Regions from separate parts of the Homo sapiens genome. Here region 1 is linked to region 2. Evidence: read pairs that join two places in POLR2A ChIA-PET (ENCODE). Cell type or tissue: OCI-LY7. All regions are shown on one strand. Links, peaks and the distances in the headings refer to the core of each region. The heading gives the core; the rest is flanking DNA.

Region 1 (4,399 bases), core at 266-4,265, 120 kb after region 2:
TTTCCGAGACCCTATTGTTCTCTATTCTGTGACTATATAATAATAAATTTAGGGATAGACTGGTGGGTGTTTAAATAGAAGGAATAGCATTGTAGTATTTAATTACAGTGTAATCTTTTGAGACTATATTGTATCATGATGTATAAATTGTAAAATCCTATAGGATGTATAAATCCTAAAATCCTAGCATGTATAAATCCTAAAATACTGTGTTTTTTATACAAGTTATACATTGGTTACACTTAATGTTTTAACCAACTAGTACACTTATGTGGCTCAAAATTCAAAAATTAAAAATCTTCCTTTTATTGTATTGCCCACCCATGGAATCCCACTTCCTAGGCAAGTAACACTCCTGTGGTACTAGAGATACATCTCTATACATACACATCTATTCCTTTCCCACCCCCTTTTTATACATATTATAGAATTGTACACACTTAAGCTCTTTGCTTTTTATTTACTGTATCTTAGTATATTTGGGGGGGTCATATCAGGACAAAGTGCTTTCTCTCCCTTTTTTTTAAGGCTGCATGCTGTTTCATTGCATGGAACTATCACACTGTAACCAGTCCCCAAATGATTTAGGTTGCTTTCAAAAATTTGCCCTTATTAATAGTGCTGCAGTAAATTAGTCTGTAAAATGGCATTTTACACAATTTCAAGTTTATCTCTAGGAGAGATTCCTAGAATCAGACGATTCAGGTCGGAAGATTTATGCATTTATAATTTTAGTATATATTACTAAATTACCAGTTCTACTCCCTCCATCACTATATTAGAGTGTCTTTTTTTTTTTTTTTTTTTTTTTGAGGCAGAGTTTCACTCTTGTTGCCCAGGCTGGAGTGCAATGGCGCTATCTCGGCTCACTGCAACCTCCACTTCCCAGGTTCCAGCAGTTCTCCTGCCTCAACCTCCCAAGTAGCTGGGACTGCAGGCATGCACCACCATGCCCAGCTAATTTTTTGTATTTAGTAGAGATAGGGTTTCACCATGTTGGTCAGGCTGGTCTCGAACTCCTGATCTTAGGTAATCCACCGCCTTGGCCTCCCAAAATGTTGGGATTACAGGCGTGAGCCACTGCGCCCAGCCTAGAGTGTCTATTTTGCTGTGGGTTACAAAATCAAGGATTTTAGAATTGCCCTTTGCAAATGGAAAAATTCCTATATATAATCCTATAAGTAAAGTGATTCAGTATATGACGCACTACCTTAAAGTTAGCATTAAGTCTTCTTAGTCAACCCTAGGATAGTATCTGGCATAGAAAGATCAGCGTTCTGAAGAAGTTGTTTGATGCGTGAAATTGAGTTTCAATTGACTTAGATATATTTAAGCCTTGTTATTTTGTTTACAGTGATAAAATATTACTCTTGTTATAGTCTAAATTAATGGGCTATATTTCTTCTCTGGATTTTTATTTTGCTGACTTACTGTCTTATTTCCATTCTAATTAGAGATTGTATGTATATTAACCAAAAAGCATGCCCAAGTGTTATATCTATGAGTATTGTGTGTGTGTGTATATGTATATATATATTTATTTGGTAGAGACAGGGTCTTGTTGTGTTGCCTAGGCTGGTCTTAAACTCATGAGCCTAAGCAATCCACCTGCCTCAGCCTCCCAAAGTGCTGAGTTTACAGATATGAGCCACTGTACCCAGCCTAAATATATATATATATATATATATATATTTTTTTTTTTAAATAATTATTTGGAATCTTTTAAGAAAATCATCAGGCCAAAAGTGACCTGAGAGAAGATACATTGTCCTGCTGGGCGTTATATGCCTAGAGCTCTAGGCTATCACAAAATCTCTCTCTTAAACTACAATGATCTTTATTGGTGTTTGGGGCAGGTGTTGCAGCAGTTGAAGATCAGTGATATCAGAAATTACAGGGAGTATAAAATTGTAAAAAGAGCACCCTGCATTGAATTTATGGGGTTCCCCCCTCCATTGTGTCCTATTTTTATGGCCATGTTCTGTTTCCTGTTATGTTGTTCTTATGCTCAGGTAATGTGACAGTTCATATTCAGCATCAATTACTAAATGGTTTTTTGGGAAAAGGTCAATATGACTATTAAGTACCTATTTTTACCTAGATTATACTAAATTGGTTGTTGTACATAAATCTTTTTAAATAGCTAAGTCCAAGTTTTGACATTTCTACAACCGTATAGGCTCCAGATTCGTCTTGATGGTTAGAAAGGAGGCAGGATACAGGTAAAAGAGGCTCCCATGCCTCTCTTTATTCCCAGTTAAGGCTCCAAAATGTTTAGGCAAAACATCTTGGTTTCCAATTCAGTTTTTAGATAGTCTGTAGGTAATATATGCCTTTTATGAGGCCACCTATACTCTATACTCAGGAGTAGGATGCTTCAATTTGATGGGTATAGACTTGTTATCTTAGCCTTCTAGGACATAGGATAACCTATAATTGTTGGAAGATTTCTCTTAGTGATTTTTTTCTCACTCCATTACCCCAGCCGTTCTGAAAGATCATACTGTCCTAGAATTGGATATAAATTCACTAATCTAAATGAAAGCACCTAACACAATACCTTGTGCCTAGCAGGGGCTCAGTTAAGACTCTTTGAATCTGAATGACTCTCTGAATAGGAAGACATATATTCTGCCAGGCATTTATTAATAATCATGAAATCACATTATAACTTTAAAATCTGCTTACTGTGCTATATAGACCTTGAATACTATCTTTCACACTTAGTTCTATGTGGTTTTGGGCTCTCAGAGCCCTAGTAGTTTCATACTTCTTTTAAAAAGAAGGGTAAGGGTAGATTTGATAGTAGAAAAGTAATTCTGAGCAGTCTTATAAATAAAACAGTTGACCAAATGGAATAACACTGTTTTCACTCAAAGACAAATTATTCTTCTAAATACTCTTGATTTTCTTGAGACCCTGTCTCTAATAAGAATAAGAATAATAAAATCAGCTAGGTGAAGCGGCCCGTGCCTGTAATCCCAGCACTTTGGGAGGCTGAGGTGGGCAGATCACCTGAGGTCAGGAGTGCAGCCAGCCTGGCCAACATGGTGAAACCTTTCTATCTCTACTAAAAATACAAAAATTAGCTGGGCATGGTGGTGGGTACCTATAATTCCAGATATTCGGGAGACTGAGGCAGGAGAATCCCTTGAACCCAGGAGGCAGAGATTGCAGTGAGCCGAAATCACGCCGTTGTACTCCAGCCTGGCGACAAGAGCGAGAATCCAGCTCCCCCCCCCAAAAAAAGTCTTGATTTTCTTTTGTATAACTTGTAAAAGTGAGTCTTTCCAGATAATGTTTTAAAGAATGGCAGTATCTTGGAATAACTAATTTCTGATGAGTAACATCTTCACAGTAAATACTACTCGGCTAAGTGGAAAGAAATATAATTTTGTCTTAAAATAATTATAGATTATTGTTTTAAACTGTCTTCAAATGTGAAACTGATACCAAGTAGTTAGTTTTGAAAGCATTTGTGTACTGTTTCTGGGAGTTGTAAGAATCATATCAATTACTCATATTATTTTAGTTGATCATCCACACTTGCTGAGGGGTTAGAGCTTCCTTGGGAACTTCATAGGCTGGTTAACCTGTTTGTTTTGGCCTTATGTGAGGTCTGGTCCCTAAGGATCATCTCGATGTAGAGCTTTGGGCAAACTTGTTGACACCACCACAAAGTAAATTCTACTTGCAAAACACAAATACCAGTGGATTTAGGGTTTTGTAGACCAATAATAGTATGATATTACATGTACAATAAAAACATAAAATAATCTTTTAAAGCAAACTGGGGGAGGGGAGAGGGCCTTAAAGGGCAAGGAGGAATTCCTAGCTCAAATAATAATTTCTTTATTGCAGTTACCCATTCTGATCACTTGCTGTGACATGCCCTTTTAATTCCTTGGCCTCTTTGAATTGAATAAATTCTCTTCAGCCTTCTTTAATGCCTTAGGAACAATTGAGAATCAGCAGTTTTAGGGTATTTAGGAGGAAGGACTGGTATCCATATGTGGTGATTATAGAAGTTGTGTATACTATTTTTGTGCTGTGTAGTCAGCTCTTGGCTGTATTTCCACTGCCTTGAAACTCAGCTCCTTTCTATTGGTAGGTTGAAGAAATGGGCACAGATGTAAAGAGATAAGGTGGCAGGGCTGGGACAAGTAGGGAGTCTTGTGACGACAGGATGTTTTCTTCTCACTTATAGGACTGGTGTGTTTTTTAGTAATCAGGGTCATTCTTGCTCTGTCTACTAGAGGTTATCAATGAATGTTGGTTTTTAGTTTGGTTTACTATTAGCTGGAGGCAATTTGGGGTCAGGGGGTCTAGTACTAAGAACATCTTGTTTGTTTGTTTTCCAGTTGAGTGTTACACTGTAATGAGGCTGCATTGGCCTAAA
Region 2 (4,399 bases), core at 179-4,178:
AGAGATCAAAGTTCAAAATTCAAAGTGCAGTTTCTACTGAATGCACACCATGGTGAGGCAGAAAAATCATATGTTGAGGGCCATTTGGACTTTTTGACTACCCACGCGTCTATGTTCTTCCTAGAGAAACTGTGTGCTATTTACAATCCCTACAACTCCCTAAAAGTCAGGTCCTGTTAGCTGCCACTCTGATTTTGTCATTCCGCCCTTAAGTGCCATCATTCTGGTGTCCAGTGCATCAGGAGCCCATCATCTTCATTGCTATCAGTGAGCCAAGTTCCAGGACAGCCCCTCCTTCCATCAACTATGTTCTACTGGGGAAAGCACCACTGAACTTATTAGCGACGTTGCTGTCCCTCTCACCAATGCGTTCCCTATGGCCTTGATGAATATGGCTCCTTGAGCGATCCTATGGGACATAATCCCCGGGTGGCTGTTCTGGCCTAACCTTACATCTATTTCAGCATGTCCCCTTTTCTGAGTCTTTTAATCCTTTCCTCTACTGCCTGACATAGCAATTTAGGCACTTCAGACTCACTCTTCATGAATCAGCACTTTTCCAGGATTCAGGGAGCCAACCTAGCAGCAATTTTGTACCATCCCCTGGTTCTTATCAGGATGCTCAACCTCGTATCCTGAGATGTGCCCTTATGTCAATAAATTCTCCTGTATACAATCTCATATTATTCCAGCTCACTTGACAGACCAGTTCTCTCAGAATGCTGAAGTTGGAAGTCAAAGTGTATGAAGTAAAGAAATAAAACAATTGAGTATAGAACATTCATTTTAGAGGATTGACAGGGAAGGGAAGGGAATGGGAAGGGAGGAGAAGAGAGGGAAAAGATTGTTCCGGTAATGAGAGGGAGAATTTTTTTTGTTCAACTGATACTTGCCCGTGTTTTTATTTTTTTGTTTTTGTTTATTATTATTATTGTTTGTTGTTATTTTACTAGAAGATCTGGGTATTTTTGAAAGTTTCAATGAAATAGATCTGAGGAGAGTGCAAAGCTGAAGTTGCTAGGGCATGTTAGGGTGACATTGAGCCATATGAACCTGTTGAAGCACCGATCAGAGAGGGAAGCAGAAAACACACAGGCTGCAATGAGTCAGCTATGCTGTAATGAGTCAGCTATGCTAAATCATAGAAATGAAAAGTACATAAACATCAGAGAGTTGAGTCAAATTTGGACATTTGGAATGTCCGAAGTCCCTGCCAAACAGGTGTTCTACAGGAGATATGGGAGTCGAGAGAGGCATTAATCAAATGGTCAGACAAATGGAGGAAGGCTGCAGTCGGGGGCAGGCACCAGGGATTTCCCTACCTCGAACCTGCATCACTGCAAGTGCCTCCGGGAGTACTGTACTGGCAAGGGAAGGAATTGCAGGTATACTTTTAGAATTGGAAAAGGGCCATATTCCTCTCAGAGGACTATTTACAAACTTTGTTTTCGTGGTGTTAAAATGAGGCTGCAACCCCTCTTCCCGTAACATATCTGAGAGCAGAGAAAATGGGGATGTAGAAATCCAGAGGTGGGGTTAACTTGGTGACAATGGCCTGATGTGGTAACCAGCTGGCTCCCAGTGGGTTTTACCCGCAGGTATTTGTAACTTTGTGCACCCTTCCACACTAAACAGCACAGATCTGTGTAATCAATAGGATACTGTCAAAATAACAGTGTGACCTTCAAGACTAGGTCATAAAACCACACTGTGGGTTTCTCCTTGCTCTCTCTTGGATCCCTTGCTTTGGGGAAGCCAACTGTTACGTTGGGTGGACACACAAGCAGCCCTAGAGAGGAGTCCATGTGGCAAGTAACTAAACCCTCCCACCAATGGCCAGCACTAACCTGCCCAGCATGTGGGTGAGCCAGTGGGAAGGGGAGCTTTCAGCCCCACTCAAGGCATCACATGACTGCAGCCCCAATTAACTGTGACCTCACCGAGACTCTGCGCCAGAACCACCCAGCGAAGCCACTCAGCAGGAACTGAAAGAGATAAGAATGTTGATTGCTTACATTATACTGCTTCATGCTTATGTATCTGGTGAGTCTTAAGAAAATCAGTGAGGTAAGTTTAATTACCTCGACTTACAGAGGAGAACACTGAAACTCAGGTTAGCACACATCGGAAGCAGCAGAGGCAGGATTCAAATCTGGGTCTTGCTGACTCCAAGGCATACAACCCTATGTCACCTTCAGTTCTTGCTAGCAGCTGCCTTCAGCACTAGAGGAGGAAGTGAACCATGTAACACAACAGGGTCTGGCACCTCAGCAGCTAGCTGACATAGAGGGGCCCTCCTTACAGGGCTCCCTGCATTGGAACACCTGATATTTTCCCATTAGCATCCTTTTATGTTTATATTGCTTTCTGATTTCTCAATTATCTTTCTGCCAAATAAACGGTTACACTAGCAATTACAAGCTGAAAATTATTTTTATAGCATTCTCACACAAAGCCACTTAGTTTTTTTTGTTTTTGTTTGTTTTTGAGATGGGGTCTCTGTCACCCAGACTGGAGCACAGTGGTGCAATCTCAGCTCACTGCAACCTCTACCTCCCGGGCTCAAGTGATTCTCCTGCCTCAGCCTCCTGAGTAGCTGCGATTACAAGCACACATCACCACGCCCAGCTAATTTTTGTATTTTTAGTAGAGATGGGGTTTCACCATGTTGGCCAGGCTGGTCTCGAACTCCTGGCCTTAAGTGATCTGCCCACCTCAGTGTCCCAAGTGCTGGGATTGCAGGCGTGAGCCACTGTGCCCAGCCCAACAAAGCTACTTCGTTTTAACTGCTATGAAGATAAGTTACCAGGAAGGACATAGTGGCTCAGGCCTGTAATCCCAGCACTCTGAGAGGCTGAGGCAGGAGGATTGTTTGGGCCAGGAGATTGAGCCCAGTCTAGGCAACATAGGGAAACCTCATCTCTACAAAAAAAATTAAAAAATTAGCCAGGCATGCTGGCACATGCCTGTGGTTCTATCTACTAGGGAGGCTGAGGTGGGAGGATCAATTGAGCCCAGGAGGTTGAGGCTACAGTGAGCCATGGTTGCACTATTGCACTCTAGCCTGGGTGACAGAGCAAGACCCTGTCTCAAAAAAAAAAAAAAAAAAAAAAAAAAAAGAAAAAGAAAAAAAGGTAATTTACCTTTTATATTGAAATAAATATTGACTCCCATATCTTTAACTCATTTCAGTTAAACTTCGGCCATAAAGAAGAATTTGGGAGTTCTCAAATTTCTTTTTAATTTTAGATTACAGAAAATTTCTACACAAAAATAGAATAGTACAATAAATGCCCATGTACTCATCATATAGCTTCAACAATTATCACCTGTAGCTGTCTCGGTCTGCCAACGTACTCATAGTTGAGCCACAACATGGTTATCCCTTAGTACTTATTAAATCGTTTTTTAAAAAGCACCAAAATGTTAATAAGTGTTGTTTCTTGGGTATAAATTTTATAGATGATTTACATTTTCTTGATTTTACTTCTCAGTACCTTCCCAAATTTCCACAGTGAATATGAAGTACTTTTGTAATAAGAGAAAATGCTATTTTAAAATGATTGAAAAAATGTCTTTTTTTCGGCCAGGCGCGGTGGCTCACACCTGTAATCTCAGCACTTTGGGAGGCCAAGGCGGGTAGATCACTAGGTAGGGGGTTTGAGACCAGCCTGACTAACATGGTGAAACCCTGTCTCTACTGAAAATACAAAAATTAGCTGAGCATGGTGGCGGGCACCTGTAATCCCAGCTACTTAGGAGGCTGAGGCAGGAGAATGGCATGAACTCAGGAGGCGGAGGTTGCAGTGAGCCAAGATTGCGCCACTGCACTCCAGCCTGGGTGACAGAGTGAGACTCCGTCTCAAAAAAAAAAATGTCTTTTTTTCTTTTTTCTTTTTTTTAGAGAGGGGATCTCACTATGTTGCCCAGACTGGAGTGCAGTCATTGTTCACAGGCATGATTATAGTGTACTATAGCCTCGAACTCCGGGGCTCAAGGGATGCTCCTGCCTCAGCTTCCTGCATAGCTGGGACTACAAGTGCATGCCACCTCACCTGGCTTGAAAAAAATGTATTTCTTTAAGGAGTATATTTTCAAATGCTTGGTCCAGGAGTCATTCTTGTTCTTGCTTGGAACAAGCCATCAGTAATCCTTTCCCCATGATTTCATATAGTTCACTAAGAGGGAGCAAAAAAAAATTTGGGCTTTATTTTTGAGACAGGGGCTTGCTCTGTCATCCAGGCTGGAGTGTAGTGGTGTGATTATAGTTCTCTACTGCCTTGAACAGGGCTCAGGGATTCTCCCACCTCAGCCTCCAGAGTAGCTAGGACTATAGGTGCACACCACCGCACCAAGCTAATTTTTTATTTTTCATAGAGCTGGGGTCTCACTATGTTGC

The links. Peaks named below come from ENCODE experiments on the same cell type or tissue, not always from the same donor. Only the 100,000 strongest peaks of a DNase experiment are listed, where the experiment ranks them.
Region 1: POLR2A ChIA-PET joins it to region 2 with 6 read pairs; 15 of 35 experiments call an interaction of 5 or more read pairs at or near these places.

What each region holds. Positions count from the first base shown.
Region 1 is chr7:139,238,764-139,243,162 of GRCh38, forward strand. The region is part of intron 2 of UBN2 (ubinuclein 2); the gene reads left to right. Among named protein-coding and RNA genes, the nearest start is that of UBN2, 9.7 kb to the left of the region's middle. In OCI-LY7, for the core only: no CTCF peak of the experiment used is centred there; no DNase peak of the experiment used is centred there.
Region 2 is chr7:139,117,216-139,121,614 of GRCh38, forward strand. No RefSeq gene overlaps it. Among named protein-coding and RNA genes, the nearest start is that of ZC3HAV1, 9.7 kb to the left of the region's middle. RefSeq lists enhancers at 946-1,005, 1,076-1,405, 1,546-1,635. In OCI-LY7, for the core only: no CTCF peak of the experiment used is centred there; a DNase peak (open chromatin) is centred at 2,216.